Regions from separate parts of the Homo sapiens genome. Here all the other regions are linked to region 3. The links are chromatin contacts, found by Hi-C or POLR2A ChIA-PET in ENCODE. All regions are on one chromosome and are shown on one strand. The core of a region is the stretch at or near the end of the contact, and the rest is flanking DNA. Distances in the headings are between cores, read along the strand shown.

The links. Hi-C counts contacts between places; a loop is a spot of excess contacts on that map. ChIA-PET counts read pairs that join two places held with the same protein, here RNA polymerase II (POLR2A). Pooled maps may share reads with other maps.
Region 1: a loop to region 3 is called in a map of CD8-positive, alpha-beta T cell, with 11 times the contacts of the local background. The contact joins the promoter of GATAD1 here to the promoter of PEG10 in region 3. A Hi-C loop is called at or near these places in 2 of 168 maps with a recorded cell type or tissue (CD8-positive, alpha-beta T cell and naive thymus-derived CD4-positive, alpha-beta T cell) and 7 of 50 pooled maps.
Region 2: a loop to region 3 is called in a map of CD8-positive, alpha-beta T cell, with 7 times the contacts of the local background. The contact joins the promoter of CYP51A1 here to the promoter of PEG10 in region 3. A Hi-C loop is called at or near these places in 1 of 168 maps with a recorded cell type or tissue (CD8-positive, alpha-beta T cell), 1 of 37 single-sample maps with no recorded cell type and 6 of 50 pooled maps.
Region 4: a loop to region 3 is called in a map with no recorded cell type, with 22 times the contacts of the local background. The contact joins the promoter of KRIT1 here to the promoter of PEG10 in region 3. A Hi-C loop is called at or near these places in 1 of 37 single-sample maps with no recorded cell type and 7 of 50 pooled maps. POLR2A ChIA-PET finds 5 or more read pairs at or near these places in 1 of 52 experiments (OCI-LY7).
Region 5: a loop to region 3 is called in a map of CD8-positive, alpha-beta T cell, with 15 times the contacts of the local background. The contact joins the promoter of AKAP9 here to the promoter of PEG10 in region 3. A Hi-C loop is called at or near these places in 2 of 168 maps with a recorded cell type or tissue (CD4-positive, alpha-beta memory T cell and CD8-positive, alpha-beta T cell), 2 of 37 single-sample maps with no recorded cell type and 9 of 50 pooled maps.
Region 6: a map of naive thymus-derived CD4-positive, alpha-beta T cell shows a loop between it and region 3 (14-fold over the local background). The contact joins the promoter of MTERF1 here to the promoter of PEG10 in region 3. A Hi-C loop is called at or near these places in 1 of 168 maps with a recorded cell type or tissue (naive thymus-derived CD4-positive, alpha-beta T cell) and 6 of 50 pooled maps. POLR2A ChIA-PET finds 5 or more read pairs at or near these places in 1 of 52 experiments (PC-3).

The regions. Positions count from the first base shown.
Region 1 is chr7:92,445,933-92,449,165 of GRCh38, forward strand. It overlaps GATAD1 (GATA zinc finger domain containing 1), which reads left to right and starts at 1,550. Exons shown (of 5, transcript NM_021167.5): 1 at 1,550-2,046; 2 at 2,820-2,945. The coding sequence starts at 1,798. RefSeq lists a silencer at 1,470-2,239 and an enhancer at 2,670-2,719.
Region 2 is chr7:92,132,687-92,136,078 of GRCh38, forward strand. It overlaps CYP51A1 (cytochrome P450 family 51 subfamily A member 1), which reads right to left and starts at 1,791. Exons shown (of 10, transcript NM_000786.4): 1 at 1,487-1,791. The coding sequence starts at 1,678. CYP51A1-AS1 (CYP51A1 antisense RNA 1) reads left to right here and starts at 1,877. Exons shown (of 3, transcript NR_122110.1): 1 at 1,877-2,396. RefSeq lists enhancers at 1,126-1,952, 1,127-1,176, 1,337-1,386, 1,757-2,416, 1,953-2,779.
Region 3 is chr7:94,654,169-94,657,606 of GRCh38, forward strand. PEG10 (paternally expressed 10) reads left to right here and starts at 2,157. Exons shown (of 2, transcript NM_001172437.2): 1 at 2,157-2,423. The coding sequence starts at 2,419. SGCE (sarcoglycan epsilon) reads right to left here and starts at 1,965. Exons shown (of 11, transcript NM_003919.3): 1 at 1,822-1,965. The coding sequence starts at 1,930. RefSeq lists enhancers at 1,313-2,090, 3,360-3,409.
Region 4 is chr7:92,244,193-92,247,494 of GRCh38, forward strand. KRIT1 (KRIT1 ankyrin repeat containing) reads right to left here and starts at 1,722. Exons shown (of 19, transcript NM_194454.3): 1 at 1,598-1,722; 2 at 710-979. It overlaps ANKIB1 (ankyrin repeat and IBR domain containing 1), which reads left to right and starts at 1,782. Exons shown (of 20, transcript NM_019004.2): 1 at 1,782-2,327. RefSeq lists an enhancer at 1,603-1,897 and a silencer at 1,828-2,217.
Region 5 is chr7:91,938,882-91,942,126 of GRCh38, forward strand. AKAP9 (A-kinase anchoring protein 9) reads left to right here and starts at 1,981. Exons shown (of 50, transcript NM_005751.5): 1 at 1,981-2,266. The coding sequence starts at 2,219. It overlaps LOC124901698 (a long non-coding RNA gene), which reads right to left and starts at 1,970. Exons shown (of 2, transcript XR_007060431.1): 1 at 1,783-1,970; 2 at 969-1,683. RefSeq lists enhancers at 1,522-2,083, 2,122-2,271 and a silencer at 1,812-1,921.
Region 6 is chr7:91,878,991-91,882,435 of GRCh38, forward strand. MTERF1 (mitochondrial transcription termination factor 1) reads right to left here and starts at 1,712. Exons shown (of 3, transcript NM_006980.5): 1 at 1,667-1,712; 2 at 1,065-1,123. The coding sequence starts at 1,093. It overlaps LOC112267986 (a long non-coding RNA gene), which reads left to right and starts at 1,812. Exons shown (of 2, transcript XR_002956514.2): 1 at 1,812-1,874.

The DNA of each region.
Region 1 (3,233 bases), core at 300-2,799, 2.2 Mb before region 3:
GGCAGGCTCTAAACACCTTCAGCATTGTTCTAAAGTGAGACAACACTCTTTACCTAGTCTCCTCAGCCACTTTTACAGTTGGCCCTAATCCCCATAACAGTCCTGGAAACTTATTTTTACTGTTAAGGAAACTGAGATTTAGAGGGGAGGTGACTGAGCCACAACCCACACCCCAGAGGGCTGTTCCAAAGCCCTCCTCGAAATTGGTGCCAAGGGCAGCAGCTATAATGACAGCCAGTCCACATAGAAGTGCCTCCGTTGATCACCAATTAACAGTAAAATCTGATAATATCTCATTCCAAGGTTGTTATAAGCACTAAATGTGGTTTTGTGACATAATAGGCGTTTGTTTCTCCCCACTGCTTCCCACCACAATATATTCATCAAGACCTTTCCAAGGATACTAAGTCTAGGAAACCCAGGATCATGAAGAGAGGGCATGTTCTTCCAAGTGAGGCTGAGGAGAGACTTGTCTGGCGAGGCCTGTACTGACTAGTGACATTAAAAGAGGCGATCTGACTTCTCATACTGCTCTTGTCCCAGGCCTGCTGTTTGTCAACTGCTGGGTCCTCAGAGCCAAAACTGTTTTCCAACAGTTTTGAATTGAATAACAGCCAGCTATTCGATTTTCTCCGCATTCTCTAATCGGTATACTCTTCAGAGTCCACAGGATTTGCAACGATATTATCCAACGGCTGAAGAATGTGCGCTTGACATCTTAGGCTGTAAAATGTCTCAATTTCAATTTCTAATACATAGATGTCAGTGGATGGCATTTTCTGAACCCTTTGTCGATGTCCATAAACGGCATGCTCTGAATTCAACTAAACAAAAGTATAGACATGGGGGAGGTGTAGGGCGATGTCCAAAGTATAATTTTTAAGAGTGTAAAGGGTTCCTAAGTAAGATTGCCAGATTTTTTTTTTTTTTTTGAGACGGAGTCTCACTCTATCCCCCAGGCTGGAGTGCAATGGCGCGATCTTGGCTCACTGCAGCCTCCACCTCCCGCGCTCAAGAGATTCTTCTGCCGCAGCCTCCAGGGTAGCTGGGATTACCCCAGAGCCCGCCACTGAGCCCGGCTAATTTTTGTATATTTATTAGAGAAGGGGTTTCACCACGTTGGCCAGGCTGATCTCGAACTCCTGAGCTCAAGTAATCCGCCGGCCTTGGTCTCCCAAAGTGCTGGGATTGCAGGCGTGAGCCACCACGCCAGACCTGGATTGCCAGATTTAGCACATAAAAATACAGGACCCCCAGTTAAACGCCTCTCGGATAAACCATTATTGCATGGGATACACTCACGCTAAAAAAATTGTTCGTCGTTTACCTGAAAGTCACATTTAATTGGGCGTCCTGTATTTTACCCGGCAAATTCTAGGCCTGAGACCAAAAAGTTTGAGAACCCTGCCCCTAGGCGACAGCAAGCGGAACTGCAGCAAGCTCCCAGTAATTCCGGGTGCTGCACTTCCGGTCAGGCGGTCGGGCTGCGGGGCCCTGGGGCCAGCTCACCGCCGGAAGTCTCCGCGTCCCCCCCACCCCGGCCAGATCCCTTTCCCAGTCCTGCTTCCCAGTGCCTCGGGCCAGGGAATCCTGGCCTCCGCCTGCGGAGCCGGCGGAACCCGCTTCCCGCCTCCACGGGGCAGCGCCAGCGGCCTGGTCCTTTCACCGGCAGCTCCGTGCCGACGCTCTCACCGCTCTTCCTATCGCCGGGAGTGGCGGGCCGACCAGGGGGCGGCCGGGCTACCGTCCGCCATTCCCGTGTCTCTGCGCCCGCGGGGGCCGCCCGAGCCGGCCACCATGCCGCTGGGCCTGAAGCCCACCTGCAGCGTATGCAAGACCACGTCGTCCTCCATGTGGAAGAAGGGAGCGCAGGGGGAGATCCTCTGCCATCATTGCACTGGCCGGGGCGGCGCGGGCAGCGGGGGCGCAGGCTCGGGGGCGGCTGGAGGGACTGGGGGCAGCGGCGGCGGCGGCTTCGGCGCGGCGACCTTCGCCAGCACCTCCGCCACCCCTCCGCAGAGCAACGGGGGCGGGGGCGGCAAGCAGGTGAGCTCCTCCGGCCCCTCCCGCCGGCGGAGGCCGACCAGGTGCTAGGCGGGCGGGGACGGGCTGGCTGGGAGCGGGCGGGCGCGGGCTTCCCCGATCGCCGTGCTCCTGCTGGCTGGAACGCCCCTCCCCACCTCCTACTGAGATCTTTCGTTTGGCCCATTCCGAAGCACCTGTTATTGTAAGAAATTCAAAGCAATAAGAACCAAGATGTAAAGCCCTTAAGAAAATCTCAATATACACATGTCTACACAGTCGTATACAGTGTCATGCCACAAATGCAGGCGCTGGACCTCATTCCTTGTTAAAGGTTTTGTCATATCAGGTTATGAAGTAAGATTATTATGTCATTATTGTAAATGGCAGCTTAAGTATTCCGTTGCAGGGGGCGCCATAACCTACTACGTTCTCTGGCCTTAGGGAGTAAAGTTGTTAAGTGTTTTTCTCTATTGTAGACACAACAAATGAATAGTGTTTGTCTTGGTCAAGACTGACTCCTACTCCCGCCTCCTGCCCTATTACAAGCAGCTCACACCTTTTGGAGGCTCTGGAGACGCCTGTCCAGCGAGCTCCGAGATTCCGGGTGCTGAACTTCCGGTTTTACTTAGCCTAGTTGCTGTAATTACTTCTCTTGAAAAGCAAAAGGGCAATCTTAATTGTTAAATGCTCTTATAAAGTACATACTCTGGGATCCTTGTAAGATGATTGTACTGCAACCTTTATGCACTTTTTACTTCTTTCTCTTTTTGTTCTTTAATTTGTTTGTGTAACAGAGTAAGCAGGAAATTCACAGGAGGTCTGCTCGGCTCAGAAACACTAAATACAAATCTGCTCCGGCTGCTGAAAAGAAAGTCTCCACCAAAGGAAAAGGGAGAAGACATATATTTAAATTGAAAAATGTAAGATATTTGTGGACAGTGCCTTTTACTGTAATGACGTTGTGTGTATCCTGCCACTGCCTTCATTTCTCACCATTGAACTTGGACTCTGCCCTTGGTAGCCCTTCCTTAGTATTCTGGGGAATGGTCCAGATTCCCCAAAAGGGAATGAGCTCTGTTGCAGGAGGCTCACTGTTTATAAAGTTAATAATACTCTTTCCTTTTTGTTTTTTAGCTTTTATTTTTTCCCCTGGAAAATATAAAATATGGGTTTAAAAGAAACATCAACCTTGAGCCCATTTTTTGGGG
Region 2 (3,392 bases), core at 541-3,040, 2.5 Mb before region 3:
TATATTTACTTCTCAGTAAACAATCAATCTCATGCTTCTCTCACTGCAAGTGAACTAGAGCCACTGATTTTAGAGTTTTTAAGAGAGTAGATCAGCTCTAGCAAGAACTCTAGCATTCTTCATAAAAGTTTCTTTAGATGCCACAAAATGAGACCTGCAGATTACAACATTAAGTATCCTGAAAATCAAACAAAATAATGAAAAAGGGTAATACTCCTCAATTCTCTGGTGGTCTCAAATAGAAAGGAGCACCACAACCTCACAGTACACCTCAGCTAATAGAACTATCTTTAAACACTAAAAGTAACTTTGTCTTCCCAGAGACAAATATCATTTCCTTAAAGATCCCATGTGTAGGAAAAAAATAAATAAATAAATAACTCTTTCTTATGCCTGGTATGGTTCAAACAAAAATTATTTTAAAAGCTACTTGGTCAAAAGTTTGTACATTGCATTGTCAGTAAAAGGGTAGTTTTCAAAAGCTACTTATTGCTGACTGTAAAAGGCACAATCAAATAACATTTGGGAGATTGAAAGCTAGGTTAATAAGGCTGTTAAATTGAAGAAAATGATTTTTTTTTTTTTTGAGACGGAGTCTCATTCTGTCGCCCAGACTGGAGTCCAGTGGCGCAATCTCGGTTTACTGCAACCTCCGCCTCCTAGGTTCAAGTGATTCTCGGGCCTCAGCTTCCCAAGCAGCTGGGACTACAGGCGTGTGCCACCACATCCAGCTAATTTTTGTTTTGTTTTGTTGTATTTTAGTAGAGATGGGGTTTCTCCATGTTGTTCAGGCTGGTCTGGAACTCCTGACCTCAGGTGATCCGCCCGCTTCGGCCTCCCGAAGTGCTGGGATTACAGGCGTGAGCCACTGCTCCCGGCCGAGAAACTGTTACATTATTAGCATCAGAGGAAGGCCCTTACCACACTCCAGTCACTACCATTACCACACTCTACACATCCTCCTTAATATGGGTATAAACCACCATTAGGGGCACTGCTACAGCCCACAGAACACTGAACCACACAGGGCAGCCTCCAGGATGACGGGCCAGCTGCCAACAGCATCTCCGTCAGGACCCCCACCAAGGGCCCCAACGACCACCGGGTCGTTCAAACCCACAGCCGCCAATCCAGCCACCGCCACTAGGGGCACCACTGCTGCGGTCAGTACAGACCGCTACAACCACAAATGCCGCAACCACGACCCCGTCTAGGATCAGATACACAGCCGGGGAGGCCAGCACCGCCCCCCAACACAAGGCAATGGCGGGTGCTACAGCCAGCGCCACCAGCAGCAGTGCCGCCGCCGCAGCCACTACTCCAGCCCCCAGCGCGCCTGCCACCAAAGCCACGCCAAGCATGGCCGCAGTCGCCCCCGCCCTTGCCATCCACTGAGCCGGTCGGGGCCACGGAGCCGCCCACGCCAGCCCTTCGGCCGCCTCAGCTGCGGCGCGCGCCCCACTCAGACCCTAAAGAATGTACGTACCACCCCTGCGGGCAGCTGGACCAGGTGGCCGGCGGCCAGACGGATCAGGTAGACCAGGCTGAGGGTGAAGGCGCAGGCGATCAGCAGCATGGACAAGAGGTTGCCGCCTGTCACCTTCTCCATCGCCTGGCCCAGCACCGACCCACCCGCCTGCAGCAAGCCCAGCAGCAGCATCCCAGCCGCCGCCGCCATTCACTCCGTCGGAAACACTGAAGGCCGAGGTCGCCACCGCTCCTCCCAATCGACGGAACGAGAGAAGCTGGCAGATGGTCGTCCACAGGGGGCCTTGCCCCAGGTCTCCTACTAAACCCAGCCCCACCCCTCGGGTCCCACGCGCGCCACCCCGTGCGTCACAGAATGGGGCGGGATGTTCCGCTGGCCACGCCCCTTAAATAACACTCTGTGAAGCCGTGGTCTTCTTGCGCGGGATAGGGCACCTGAGGAAGCGGGCTGCGCCTGTGGCACAGTGGTACGGGGCCGGAAGATAACTTACCTGAAGAGGCGATCAATCCCTGAGAATCGCGGGCGACCCGTTTTTTGTGTGCCCGGGTGCGGGGTGCCGGGACACGGCGTTGAAGGCGCTGAGCGGAGGGATCTCAGGGCGAGCTCGAGCGGCGACGGCGCGCTCTGTGATTGCACCGCGAGCGCCTGAGGTGATCTCGGCCTACATCGCGTCAGCGGGGCCTTGGGCGTGAGCACCGCCCCCTGTCCGGACGCAGGGTACTGGGGCACCTCGAACTGTGGCACCTCACCCTTCTCCGGGGCCACGTCTTGGGGACTCCGACAGCCCCAAATAAGCCCTCGGGGACTGGGGTTGTGAAAAGCGAGGTCGTGAAGACGCCGGCCTCATACCGAAGGGTAGGACGGTGAGGTCAGCCCCGTCCCACTCCAACTAAAATCAACCTGACAGGTATTAATATGCCACCATGAAGTTAACAAATGTTGGTGATTAAGTATGCTAGGTTTTACGAAAACAGATTTTCCAAAATAAATGTACATGTTTTAGGACGTCGCGAGCCGTTTGAGGCAGCATTCCCCAAGGACGCCACTTAGTCTGTAGGTTTAGCGGCTAGAAAGATTCAGAAGCTGAGTTCAGTCCTGCCGCCACAATCAATCTTCGCTCCTATGGCTTCACAGAAGCGTCTCCCATGACTACCAAATTTAACTCCTTCCAGATCACCCACGGGAGCACCTGACCGGATTCATTTATTTAATCAATGTTAAGAACTAGGTTTTGTGCTAAGCTAGGGGATAGAGCAGCGAATGAGACAAAACTGCAAGGCCCTGGGGGAATTAGTAGGAATATCCAGTGAAAGGGAAATTAATGAATTTTATAAGTATACTAATCAAGAAGTATATTCTTTTCCTTTGAGGTAGAATGTAATATAGCACCTCCCCTACCCAAGGCCTGGGTTAAGAGTATATTAACTGCTTATTTCTCCCCTATGCGTGGAGAGGCTTATCTGTGTTCCATCGTTTCACATTCCTTGAGGCACAGCGAGTTCTTGCTTCCCTCCCTAGCGCTGCTGTAAAGTCACAAAACTGATTAGCAAGTGTTACAAAAGCATGTATTCCCAAGGACGTAAGACATATGGTGTAACAAATGTAAGAGTAATTTACTGCCTTTGTTCTTGCTTCTGCAAGTACACTTCATGCAACACGTAACTCCCAACACAAACTGCTTAAAAGGTGATTGATCCCTTTGTTCGGGGCTCAGACTTTCTGGACCCTAGTCCGACTGAGCCGGTGATCACCTTAATAATAAAGGCTCTCCTGAACTCTGCTCGGTCTCTCCCGTCTATGATTTGTCCCGCAACACCAGTTGCCTGCGGAACACCTCTACCTAGAGAGCTAACACTCATCCCCGGTCAGTAAATCCAAAACTAAACCCGTTGCCTCCTCCTAC
Region 3 (3,438 bases), core at 907-3,406:
CAATGACCTGAAATTACTTTTATTATGGTAAAATACTAATTACGTTTTTTAAAAAAAGTCCTGGTTAGCATTTTGAAATGAAAAAATCAAATTGGTTCAAACTTGTTCAAACTTTTAAAGTCTTAAGATGGATTTTTGAACTTTAATTTTTCCTGCTTTTCATCTATACTGGTTTTAAATCTCAATTTTTAGAAAAATAATGTCTCAGTTAACTAGGTGAAGTAACTTTCGAATTTAAACAAACAAACAAAACTGGTAAGAATTTGACAGCGGTCACCAGAACAGTACTCTACCAAGCATAAGAAATCCTGGAATTATTCTATCTTGCAGAAGAGGGTGAACATCCTAAAGATTAAATTAAAAGGCACTTCTAAAAAGTATAATTGTGTTTACCCAACTTCCTAGGGAAATGTCTTTGTTAAAAAGCTGCATTTCATTCATTCATATTCCGGATAGTGGGCATTTTCTAATAAAAAGTAAAATCTCAGTAAATGGGCTACAGTTTTGTTTATTCCTAGAAAGGCTCTCTTTTAAAGTGCGGTGTCTGCAACGTTGTTATGACAATAAGTCAAATTCTTATTGATATTCCAAGTATAAAATAATCCGTAGCAATGTTACTAAAATGTGCTCAATTTTGCTCTTCAAATATGAAAGCGTTTCATCTGTGTTTCAGAAACCTAACTCAGCTGTAGACAATTTGGTTTTCCCTTTTAACTTAAACTTGTTTTACTAAGATCATCAACAGATTGTCAGTTTCCCAAGCACCTGACACTGAGGCGCTTAGATGGGAATCCGCGTTAAGGTTTTATTTAGCATCCTTCCTCATCAGAATTTTAGCGTCTTATCAGCCACTGCAATTTTCCCTGACATAAAATATATATGTTCATAGTACAAATGCACGCAAATATTTGTGGCCGAATCTCGGCAACCCGCTGGAAAGGATTAAACGTGCGGTTGCCGTGACTAAACGCATTCATTCACCCTACAAGATTTAGGAAAATGTAACGTTGCAAGGGAAGCAAGGTCTCTGTGTAAACCTCGTAATCGCCACCAAAAGTCGGTAGCTGGGAGCCTTCAAAGCCCGCCAAACACACTGGAAGCATCCACAGCTGTTTTAAATTGGTTTTGGTTTCTGGAAATAGCGCACTCGGTACGGCAGCATCTCTGGCCTCCAGCCGGGGTTAACCCTGACCTGAACGCCCTGTTTAGCTCCCAGCATTTCATGATTCCGCTTCCCTGCTCCGTAAAACCGAAGAAAACCGAGATTTCCGTCACCGAGAAATGCACTTAGCAAGAGGGGGAAATTCGGTGTTTTAAATGTCACATTTTTGTGTTCTCTACCACTATCAAGAAAAGGAAAAAAGATGTGTTTGTGTAGCGGGGACGCAGCTTGACACCCATTTCCTTTGGCTCGCATCGCGGTCGCAGAGCCCAATCGCGGGGAAACGGGCCCCCCAGAAAAACAGGCAACGACCCCCAGCTCTTTGCTACAGGGATCGGGAGAGGACTACCCTGGGGCTGGGCGGGGAGGGGGATGTTGGGAACAGGAATTGGAGATGGAATTTCTGCGCCCGCAGAGCAGGGAGGGGCCCGCGGGGGCGCGGAGAGGAAAAAAAGGCCAGGGGTCAAGCCTGGGGAGAGAGAAGCTGGGCCGGGGAAATGGGGTACAGGGTGTACTGAAGGAGGGGTACGGTGGGGTCCGGGACAGAAAGAGAGGCTGGTGCCCAAAGGGCGCGCTCAGGCGCCCGGAACCCGAGCGGGGGAGGGGGAGGCGGCGGCCTGTTGGCCCCGGGACCTCCACGTCGCGCGCAGGCCACTAACCTGTCAGCAAGAATGTGCCAGTGGTCGCGGGGCTCATCCTGCGTGTCCCCCGACCCTGTCCCGTCCAAGCACAGGGGTCTCCCAGCTCCCACCACCGGGGCAATTGCATTCTTGGCCTGGCTAGGCCGTCCGTCCTCGATTCTCCCCTCCCCTCCCTTTCTTCTTCCCTCCCAGCTTGGCCAGTTCAGCATCAGCATCCCGCACCCCCTCGGTAATCCCGTACTCCCTCTAGCGGCGGGCCACTGCAGCGTGGCCACCGCCCCCACCCCCATCCCCCATCCCCGCACCCCCCTCCACCCCCTAGCCCGCGGAGCACGCTGGGATTTGGCGCCCCCCTCCTCGGTGCAACCTATATAAGGCTCACAGTCTGCGCTCCTGGTACACGCGCTTCAACTTCGGTTGGTGTGTGTCGAAGAAACCTGACTGCGCCCTGAGGAGAACAGCGGAGAAGGTCCACCGAGCCTGGCGAAAGGTCCGCTGAGCGGGCTGTCGTCCGGAGCCACTCCGGGCTGCGGAGCACCCAGTGGAGACCGCGCCTGGCTCAGGTGTGGGACCCCATCCTTCCTGTCTTCGCAGAGGAGTCCTCGCGTGGTGAGTATGCGGTGAGGACGTTTTTTTTTTAAAGATCACGTTCATTCCCCGTGCTTATCGGGAGCTGCGGGAGATGGAGTAGCACCCCAGAATGTCTCCACGCAAAACTTGTCACGCCTTCACTGGCTGTACCCCAAAACAAATGGGGAAACCAAGCCTTAAAGGCTTGGGTTTCCAGGACCAAGTCCAGATACGGGCTGTAGACAGAGATGAGCTGCGGACAGTGATGAGCTGCAGACGGTCAGGAGCTATAGATCGATTTGCAATTTGCTCTTCAAATGCGCTACCAAGTGCCATGCTTTACAAACAGATAAGCGCTTCAAATGCGCTACAAACTGGCGCTTCAGATGCGCTACAAGCACGCTTCACGCGGGCGACAAACTGATGGGAGCTACAACTGGCGCTTCATTGCGCTATAAACTGATGGGCGCTTTATGTGCCACAAACTGACGGATGGGCGCTTCAGTGGCGCTACAATCCAGAACGAGGAGCAGCGATATAGGAGCTGCAGACAGAAAACTGAATTGCGCTTTACATGCGCTGCAAAATCTGAGCTGCAGAAGAGTAGCACTACAAAAAACGCTACAAAAACGATGCGATTAGCCAGCCCGACAACAGCGCTTCATTGCGCTGCGAGGCACATGAACTGCAGAGGTACATGAGCTGCGGAACAATTCACACCTAAGATGCACTACAAAGTGGTAAGAGCTGCAGAGGTACAGGAGCTGCAGACCGTTTGCGCTACAAATAAAGCAGCCGTAGTGGGACATGAGCTGCGGAGTACAATTCCTCTGTTTTCTTGGAGCAGGACCCCACCCTTTCACCTTTTGGAATGGCTCCCACTCTATTTTTCTGCAGGACGGTTCTCGCATGATGGTGCTGGTAGACAAAATGGAGCCCCGGGCAAAAATTAGTGTTTAACATTCTGCCCACACCATTCCCGCTATAGCAGTGGAGTGGAGGGGCACTGATTGGAGTGGAAATGGGAATCTTTTGGTGATGGCAGAGCAGGCTGCCTGCCTACTT
Region 4 (3,302 bases), core at 472-2,971, 2.4 Mb before region 3:
TATGATATATGGGCACAATTACAGAAACCATTTTATCTATTAAGGACCTAAAAGAAAAATCAAGTAACTCTTACTTTTCTAAAGACAATTTAAAGCAAATCAATTCCTGTCTTGGTCAACTCATGTTAAGAAAACATTTACTAGCAAAGTACTTTGTCAATACTCATCACTTCTCTAGAATATTTAATTAATACTGCACAGAAGCCTGAACTTTTAAAAGGTAAACAAATGTGATTTTAAAAAGACATAACTATGACAGTAACAGTATTTTGTTTTCTTAAACCAAATACTTTTTTACCATATCCCCAAAATATTCTTAAAATTCATTTTCAAGAACTATTCGTACTTGACTACTTAAAATCTACATTCTTCCAGTGACATGAAAGAAGGAAACAAAGGCTTAACAGGAAAATAACAAAAGTAACTAACATAGGAAGGTAAAACTGCTAAGGGAGAAACACAGACAAACTGATAGAAAATGAGTAGCTTGAACTAAAATACAAGAAAGGTATAACTAGAGTTTGCAATATGTTTAGACTGAGTCTGAGATGAGGGTTCAAGTGAATAAGTACAGGAAACGTGGCATTTTGTTATATGGCTCACTCCATTCTGGAAAATGTTAGGCACAAATGATAATATGCTCCCTAAGTAATAAGATCTTATAAATAAAGCAGTGGAAGTGGTCCTTAATTAGGGGGGTGGCACCTACCTGGGATCACTGGAAAATATGGAGGGCATTTCTGGTTGTCACTATGACTGATGAGGGGAGATGTACAACTGCCATTTAGTGTCCATGGAACAGGTTTGCTAACATCCTCTTAGTATGCTAGACAGCGTTTGCAAACAGAAACTGTAAAGGCACATATGCACTCCAGAAGGGTAAGAAAATAATGAGGCTGAGATCCTGAGTTGGACCACCGAGATGAAAGACTTCTGGTGAGGCTAAAAACATGTAGAAAAAGCGATGAAAGCCAAAAACCTTAAAAGGTGGAGAAAAGTGTAGAGGCGAGAAGTGAGTTACAGGGGGAGAAGTGAGTTAGAATGACAAGCTGTGAATCCCTTTCCCTGCAATGACAAAAATACGTAATCACTCTGCCTGGGAGGTTTTTTCCTGCGCCACCACCCGTCAACGTCCACTACTGGGGAAAAACGTAAGCCTCTTTGCTCAAAGAGTTTCCACCCAAAAAGTGGCTATGGTTTCTCTGTAACTACATGTGAAAAATAAACTCCTTGCCTGGGGCAACTAGATGTGGAGATGGTTCAGTCTCCCACCTCCGTTTTCCCTCGCTGGAGTCGAACTTGCTCCTCCTGTTTCCCGAAGGACACCGAGAGGTCCCACCCGTACGGGCTGCCGCGAGTGCCTCTCTGGCCGCTACATTCAACTAAATGGGTGGGACAGTCACCTGGCGAGGGGGGGCAGGGACCGTCACCGCTTTCTCATTCCTCCTTCCCTCCTCCCAGGCACAGCAGCCCGGCCCAGCTTCCTGTGGCAGAAAAACCCTCAGTCGCCAAAAGAAAGCCGTCTTGAGGGTTCCCCCGCGCTCCCACCCGCGCCCCAAAAGCTCAGGTCTCTGGAGTCGGAGACCCTCCTGCCCACCTGCTCTTTACTGTCCTTCCCTCTCCTCGCACCTCAGCACCATTCACCCCTCACCCTCTCCCGAAACTACGGGGTCCCAGGTCTTCAAAGGCCTTAGCTTTCCACCCCGCCGTTACCGTGGCTATGAAATCGCTTCCGGGTTCACACCCTTTGCAGCCTCGCGGTTGGCGGTGAAAGAGCTTCCGGGTCGGCGGCCGGGCTGCTGCCGTTCCTGCTCCTTTTCACTGGACCTGCAGTCTCTCAGGGGCTGGTGGCAGGCGACTAGGAGACTAGGGTGGTGGCGGTGGGGGTGCCAGCGGCTGAGCCGGAGCCGGAGCCGGAGGCGGGGGAGGGGAAGAGGGCGGCCGGGGCTGCGAGCGCGCAAGGCTGGAACATGAGCCGGGCTTGACCGCGAGGCGGAGGCAAGAGCCACCGCCCCCTCTTCCCCTCCCCCGAGTGAGGCGGCGCAGCGGCCGGAGAGGGATGGGGGGCGCCCACCCAGTCTGAGCCTCGCCGCGGGCGCCTTCGGCTCACGCAGCGCTTCCCGCGGGCCGCCAGTGCGCACCCTCGGCCACATCAGCCTCCGCCTGGCGGGTGCACCCGGGCCGGCGAGGAAGGGGCAACCGTCCGGGTGGGTGGGGCGGGCTGGGTACCTGAGGTCACCAGCTCGGCTGTAGAGGCAGGGGCGGCGGAGGCGGAACTGCGGAGTTGCTGGGTCCACCGACCCTTACCCTCAGCGAGAGAAGTAACCGTAAGTCTCAGCTTCGCGGTACAGATGTGTTTGAGGCTGCCTCTACCCATTTGTGGCTCCGAGTTCAGAGCTACCTACTTCACACCCTCCCGGATCTACTAGGAGTGTGTCTGTCGCCTGTTTTGGAGCATTGTTGTTCTGTCTGTCCCCATCCCTGAACAGGCAGCATTCTCTGCCCTACAGGGCTTTTCTCCCAGCGAATTTGCAAGCCTCCGGGTCTCCGTGACGCGTCCCATCCTCCCCATCTGGATGCATCTCCTTGTCCCTCTGTCCTCAAAGGATCTGTGTCCTTCCTCGCAGCCTCCCCCCCACCCCCATCCTTTGAGACGTGGAAAGCCACGGGTTCTGCCGACCTCGGGGGCTAGAGAGAGTCTTGAGAAGCGGATGGGTAAAAGTGCTCTGCAGGGCTGTGATGGGTGGGGATAGGTGCAGATGGCTCCAGTGAACCTTTATTTTTGCAGCTTCTGCCACCAAAACAAAAGAATGGAGCGCTCCCCTGTATTCTTATTCTTCTCCGTATGTATGAGCTGTTTTTCTGTACGTAGCTGTTTGAGTCGCAGGAAATTGAAACTAGAGCTGTAATAAAGCATCTCCTGAGGAGATTTTGAGAATTAGTCTCCCAAGCTCTATTCACACGGAATGGCATATCGAACAATCTTGTATTGGAATGACCATTTCAGAAGAGCTTTACTGGTAGATCTGACAGATAAATGTAAAGATAAGAGTCTGCTGTTTCAAATAGTGTATTTTAGATACCTTTAAATTTTAGTGTTCTAATTTTCATCTAGTTCTTAATTTGTGAAGTATGTGGGTATGTGTAAGGTGTAAAAATCTGTGTATTGGAAGGTTTTGCTTTGTTACAAGCTTTTGCTTTGTTGCTTTTGAGACAGACGTTTAAAGATCATATTAGATTGTATTTGATAATTATTTTCAATCATTAATTCCAGAGAAATCTTTTTTTGTATCAGCCACTCA
Region 5 (3,245 bases), core at 731-3,230, 2.7 Mb before region 3:
AAGTGAATGACATGACATGAATTAATGATTGGTATGACAAGTTATGACAGAATAGGTGCCATAAGGAAGAGTCAGAACACTAGTGCCCAATGCTTGCTCTTCTAATAGAAGTTAACACAAATCTAACTTTCAACATTGATTGAGCACCCATTATGTAAACTAGACATGTATATGATTGGCTGCTATCAGTGAAGGAAACATTGAAATAATCTTGTTGCTTTGGAAGGTATTCTTGAACATTCTCAGCACCTACAAACAGCTGACTTATTTAGTCACCGAGAAAGCAGTATCCTTTAACAAACAGGAATAGCTTTGGATACCCTGGGGCTTCCCCCTCCTAGGCAATCAGCATCTACACTCATAATCCCTCAATCCAGGCAGTATTTAAATCACTGCACTATTAGAACACTTAGTTCTAGTCCTTACTCTTAATTTGATGGGTGACTAAGTAAATCACTTATTGCCTCAATTCTTTCATCCCTATGATAAAATGTCTAATTTTACCTGGTTCCTAATTCAGGTTGAGATAACAGGACAATATGCACTTGGCTGTTAGAAGTTGGCAGAATGTATGCATTACGGAGCTTAAGAAAAAAATCTTTTTTAAAGCTAAGATTTCTAAATGAGGGCTATTTAAAACTCATCTTCAGTTTGTGGTAGACTTAAGGTCTTTATTATCTCCTTTTTTGTTTTTTAACCTCAATTTTTCACTTAACACCACTTCTACGCTTGAACTCATTTTAGCCTATTTTTTGTTCACAACTGCTAGTTTTTCAGTCCAACCTAGCTCAAAGCAACGGAGAAACATGATAAATCTGAGTAATCAACCAGAGACATTAAAATGTGTAGTTCACTCCAGGAATGGATGTGAGCATTGGAGGGCAGGGAGACGAACACAAAGGACTGAGGGAGCACATGTCGGGGAAACAAGGAAAGATAGTAATGTTAAATTTATAAACACTGCTCAATTCAATCCAAAAAGCGTTTATTGAGTGCAGAGCTCTGTGCTGGTCATTTTAGTAAAGCCAAGATGAGCAAGACTTATGATGAGTCTCTGTCATCAAGGAGCTGGGAGTATGAGCTGAACTAAGACGCACACAAATTATTAAAATATGGTGCAGGGTACTTAAAGGAAGTCCAAGGAGAAATAAAGCTGACATTATTCAGGACGTTTTAATATGTCAGGGCAGTCACATATATTAACAACCCTTCCAAAAATTCCAGGTAGGCTCAGGGAGGATAGGTAACTTGTCATTAACGCTAGAAAGTTAGTGTAGTCTGGCATTGTCCCTAACCGAGGTTCTAAAGCTCAGGCTCCTTTCAGAACACTACTGTTAAAGGGAAGCCCCAAAGAGTCGGGGGAGGGGACTAAGTTTTGACTGGATGTGTCTCGGTTGCCGTGGAGGGAACAAGAGGTCAGAAAAGCCATTTGGAGGCAGCGTGTGCGATGGGACTATAAGGATGAACCGGAGATTGAGTGGGAACCAGTGGAGGGAAGAGGGAGGGACTTTTCAGGCTAAGGAAGTAATAAGAGCAATTAGCTGCTCTCATAATTCTTGAGTCAAGCAGTTAATGTAGGTAGAAAACCTGGCGTCCGCCCCCCCACCACCCCCCACCGGAACTTTTCCGTTGGAGCTTGTAGGTGTTCGCCAATTTCACCATTAGGTGTGTTAGTTTTGTAACCTGAAGGAAAAAAAAAACTCATGTTTTAATAGCAGTGGATTCCTCGGACGGAGGGTGGGGGTCAGGCCAGGAGCCTCTGGCACACTCCGTCTCTCCTACCCCTCAGCTCGGCCGCCACCTGTGAGCCGTTGATGTGCGGGAAGGGCGCTCTCTACGGCGGGATCCTCGCTGGTAGGAGGCAGGTCCCAGGCCTGGCAAGGGTTGACCCCGGAGGGCTGGGCCGGGGCGGCACCCCAGGAGCACCTGCCCACGAGGCGGCTGCGCGGACAGACGTTCCAGCCCCTCCCGCCTCGCCGTGTGTTTACGTGGAGACGAAGATGGCGGCGGCGGCGGCGGTGACGGCGCTTCCCGTGCGGCTGAGGACGATCCGCCAGTGAGCGCGGAGACTGCTTCCACTTCGGGCGGGGGAGCGCCGGACCGAATCGGCTCTCTAGGCCGTGGAGCTTGCCGTCCCACCTCCGTCCAAATCGACCTTTCCTTTCTATCCCCAACCACCCCTCAACCCCTGTTTTCCCCTGCCTTCCTTGCAGAGGCCATGGAGGACGAGGAGAGACAGAAGAAGCTGGAGGCCGGCAAAGCCAAGGTAGGAGAGCCCGAGGCAACCGGGCCTGCGGTGGGAGGCGGTGGCTAGCACGGGGTGGGAGGGGGCCTGGGAAGCGGAGTTCGCCGCAGCCCCAGTGCACTGCCCGAGAGGGAGGTGCTGCAGGGTCTTAGGGTCTGCATCTCTCCTCGCCCTCCTCCTTTCCCCTTTTTCCAGTTGGGGGACAAAGCCTTGTGCTAGCTGATAATACTTCCGCGAGGATTGAATATTGTGGCTCCTTTCTCGTGAATGTCCAAATAAAACTCCCCTTTTACTGTATTGCTGTAAACTAGTGTTTAGTTGCTTCTAAACCTCCGATCTTTCATTTTTTTAAGGAGTTTTCTGGGTGGTGCAGGCATTGTGCTTTCCAGGGTGGGGATTTAGGGCTTTTCTTTATTGGGTTGGGGATTTGTGCGCTGATCATCAGCTTGTCTTCCTTAGGTAGCACGCTGGCACTCTTGGGTGTGTGTGATTGGCCTGTGACAGCTGTCTCAGCAGTGGCTTGTGTGTGCCACAAGTGCCAGCTGTGAACTTGGCTTTAGGGGCGTTTTTAGAAGCGTGTCTTTGTATGTTTGTACTTGAAGGTCTTTGTCATGGCATGCGCTTTTGTGTCCTATGGAATGTTAATGCAGTCTGTGAATGGAACTTCTGAGGACCGAAAGGTTCCATATGCCAACACCTATAGAATTCCTGCTTTAAATAATTTAGTTGTTATATATCTCTCTGGCGAATCCTGGTTGTGTGTGTGTGTGTGTGTGTGTGTGTGTGAACGGTTATGGAAAAGCCTGTAAAGCAAACAATACAATACACAATTATACACAGGCATCGTTCATTGGGCTTCATGAGAAATTTAACATATACAGAATATAAGCTGCGTAGCATATTTCTTTTAAAAATTACATATTTGAGCATATATTTTGTCTGGGCTCAAAAGCCCCCTTCCTCCCTTCAATGAAGTCTTCTTTTATGGATTATATTATTT
Region 6 (3,445 bases), core at 462-2,961, 2.8 Mb before region 3:
AAATTAGCCAGGCATGGTGATATATGTCTCTAATCCCAGCTACTCAGGTGGCTAAGGCACAATAACTGCTTAAACCTGGGAGGCGGAGGTTGTAGTGAGCTGAGATTGCACCACTGCACTCCAGTCTGGGCAACAGAGCAAGAATCTGTCTCATAAAAAAAGAAAATAGAAGAAAAAGAAAGAAAGAAAAAGGATGACCATCATAACATTATTTGCTATAACAAAGAAGAAGAAACCCAAATGGCCACCAATAGAATAATTAATAAATTGTGGTACATCTATGCAATATACTATAAAGGTGCCAAAAATAAAGGCCGATCTACTGCAATCAAAAGATGTCAGATATTCTACATGACAAACTGCTTAACAGTATGGATAATGCCATGTATATTAAAGGCGGGGAGGGGGACGTTAATATATACAGAGGGGGAAAGTGGAATGACACTTATTTCTGAAAGATTATTAGAGGCTATGTACTACTTCTGAAATACTGGGACTTTATTTAATGAATATGTGTTACTTTGCAGTCAGATGAAAAAATTTAAACAAGTAAAACTGGCCTTTGGTGTGAAAAACAATGGAAAATACAAATTATCTTTATCTATTTTTCGGTTTCTAGTACCAAAAAAGTCACACTTCAAAATTCTCCATGATGCTTTACTCTTAGCAACGGATCTCCATTCAAAATACTCATAATATCTAGTAGGGTAAATGAACATCTAAATAGCCTAATACAAGAAAGTTAGCAACTTTCCTCACGTACAAATTTCAAAAATGGTACCTATTCAAAAATTGACTTCGATCTATTTCTCAAATTGACTTTTTAATTAACCAAAACCATTATCCAAAGGGCTAATGTTCAAACTTAACAAACACTGAAAATTTCTATGCTTGTAGTATGAGGGGTCTAAAAAAAGATTTACGTTCGCCTCTGCCCCACAACTGGCCTGTTAAAAAGGCTGTTAATGGAAATAACTAATCACTGGCCCTAAAATACCACATTCCAGCTGGTCTTCTTTTGATACAGCAAGCTAAGTTTGGAGATCTTTACATGCATTTCTCACCTTGTTTGTCCTAAGGAAAGGCTCTGCATCCCTCCAGAAAGGCTGGAGAACAGCTATCTCTGGAAATGACACACACACACAAAAAAAAGGCAAAATATTTCAGGCCTTCCTAATACAAAATAAGAGATCGATCCCAGCTAACGTTCTCGTTGCATTATGTTCTCGTGAGATGCATTACCTCTTGCAAACAACATTTCTCAGACATACAGAAAAGAAAACGGCAAGTACATGCCTACATATGATGGGAAAAGGTAGCGGAATCACGAATACGTTTTGTACCAAAGCTAAGTGCTTCATATATATTGTCTCGCTTTACTCCCCACAACAATTTAAAAGGTAGGCATAAGCCTTAAAATTACAAAATCTGAAACAGCGCCGAGCTCCCATACTAGCCTGCCTTCGCTAGCTGAAGCATTAGGGTTCGAACCCAGGTGGGTCTTTCTTAACTCAAAACCAAGGTAATTCCACACCGAAGGCTCTTTCCATCCCTCTTCCTCCTCCAAAGACAAATCTGCAAAGGGCTGCACTGTACAGCAGTCACCCACACCCACTTCTTAACAAAAAGAAAGGAAAGCACAGCCTCACCACCTTCCCAATCTCACCCTGAACTGCACCCATCCACTGTAGTTCGCTTTTACTTCCGCCTCTGGGGTCCGGAGCGGCTAGGAGGAGCGGAAGTGGAAAAGACTAACTTCCGGCCTCGGGTCGCGCGCAGAGGTGATGTCGTTGGTCCTGCGCCCCCTCGTGGCGGTACTTCAGCCCTTCGCAGCCCGACGCTAGGGGCCTGGCAGGGGGCAGCAAGAGACCGCGGTGAGCGCGGGGTATTGAACGCCAAAGAAGGGGTTTGGAGGGTGGGGTGGGGCCTGGGACTCCCAGTCGCCTGGGCAGATGTCCGTGGGGAACTGTAAGGCATCTTATAGGGATCCTACAGGGGGCATCCACTGCCGGCCGACGACACGTGGTGGAAAAGTAGCTATTATTTACATGCGTGTTGCAGTTTTTGATAATGCGATTGCTGCTGCTAATGTGACTAACGCGATGCCGATGAACATCTCGGCGTTTTTTGGTGCAGGATAAGCGGGTGTAGACTCTGTCTGTTTAGTCCCAGATTCTCCTCCTTTAATGAACTACCGTGGAAATCCTGGAGTGTCACTGCTGGTCTGAATTCAGCATCCGCCTTCAGGCTGGAAATCAATTCTAGTATACTTCGATTTCCTTACTTGCAGTTCGAATTCAAATATGATTCTTTTGACATTGTGAGGGTTTGCGCTATTTAAAGAATGGAGGCAACCGAAACCTCATCTCCACAGTGGATGCATTTTTGCTCCCTCCCGAGGCGTTGCCTTAAGCCACGCGGTCCTGTCAGCCTCACCTGCCTAGTGATGGTGACAATGGAAGAGATAAAGCTTCAATTCAAGGCACTTCTCCTGTGACCATCAAAAGAAAGATAATATCTACATTAATGAATTAATTGTGTCTGTCGAGTTATCCTCAGGAGACGATGGTGATTTGGTCCTTAAAAAAACACAGGATCAACAGGATTGACCCTGAATTCTACAAAGAGGAAAAATTTCAGGCATTACTAACTCCTCCATGTACAAGCCTAATGATGTAATTTTCTGGCCGGGCGCGATGGCTCATGCCTGTAATCCCAGCACTTTGGGAGGCCAAGGCGGGAGGATGGCTTGAGGCCAGGAGTTCGAGACCAGCCTGGCCAACATGGTGAAACCCCATCTCTACAAAAAGTACAAACATTAGCCAGGCGTGGTCACAGGTGCCTGTAGTCCCAGCTACTTGGGAGGCTAAGGTGGGAGAATCACCTGAGCCTGGGAGGTTGAGGCTGCAGTGAGCCGTGATTGTGCCACTACACTCTAGCCTGGGTGACACAGTGAACCTTGTCTCAAGAAAGAAAAAGAATTTTCTTTATCCCATTTCTTTCTCCTTTTTCTTTTTTTTTTTTTTTTTTCCTTTAGACGGAGTCTCACTCTGTTGCCAGGCTGGAGTGCAATGGCGCGATCTCGGCTCACTACAACCTCTGCCTCCCGGGTTCAAGCGATTCCCCTGCCTCAGCCTCCCGAGTAGCTGGGAGTACAGGCGCGTGCCACCATGCCCGGCAATTTTTTTGTTTTGTTTTTTGTTTTTTTGTTTTTTTGTATTTTAGTAGATACGGGGTTTCACCATGTTGGCCAGGATGGTCTCGATCTCCTGACCTCATGATCCACCCACCTCGGCCTCCCAAAGTGTTGGGATTACAGGCGTGAGCTACCGCACCCGGCGTGTTTATCCCATTTCTATGCCAATGAACCAATTACGTTTTACCATCACTCTTCCCCTTTGACTACTCCTAGTTGGGTTGTTGTTGTCACTTTGTTTTTAATTAA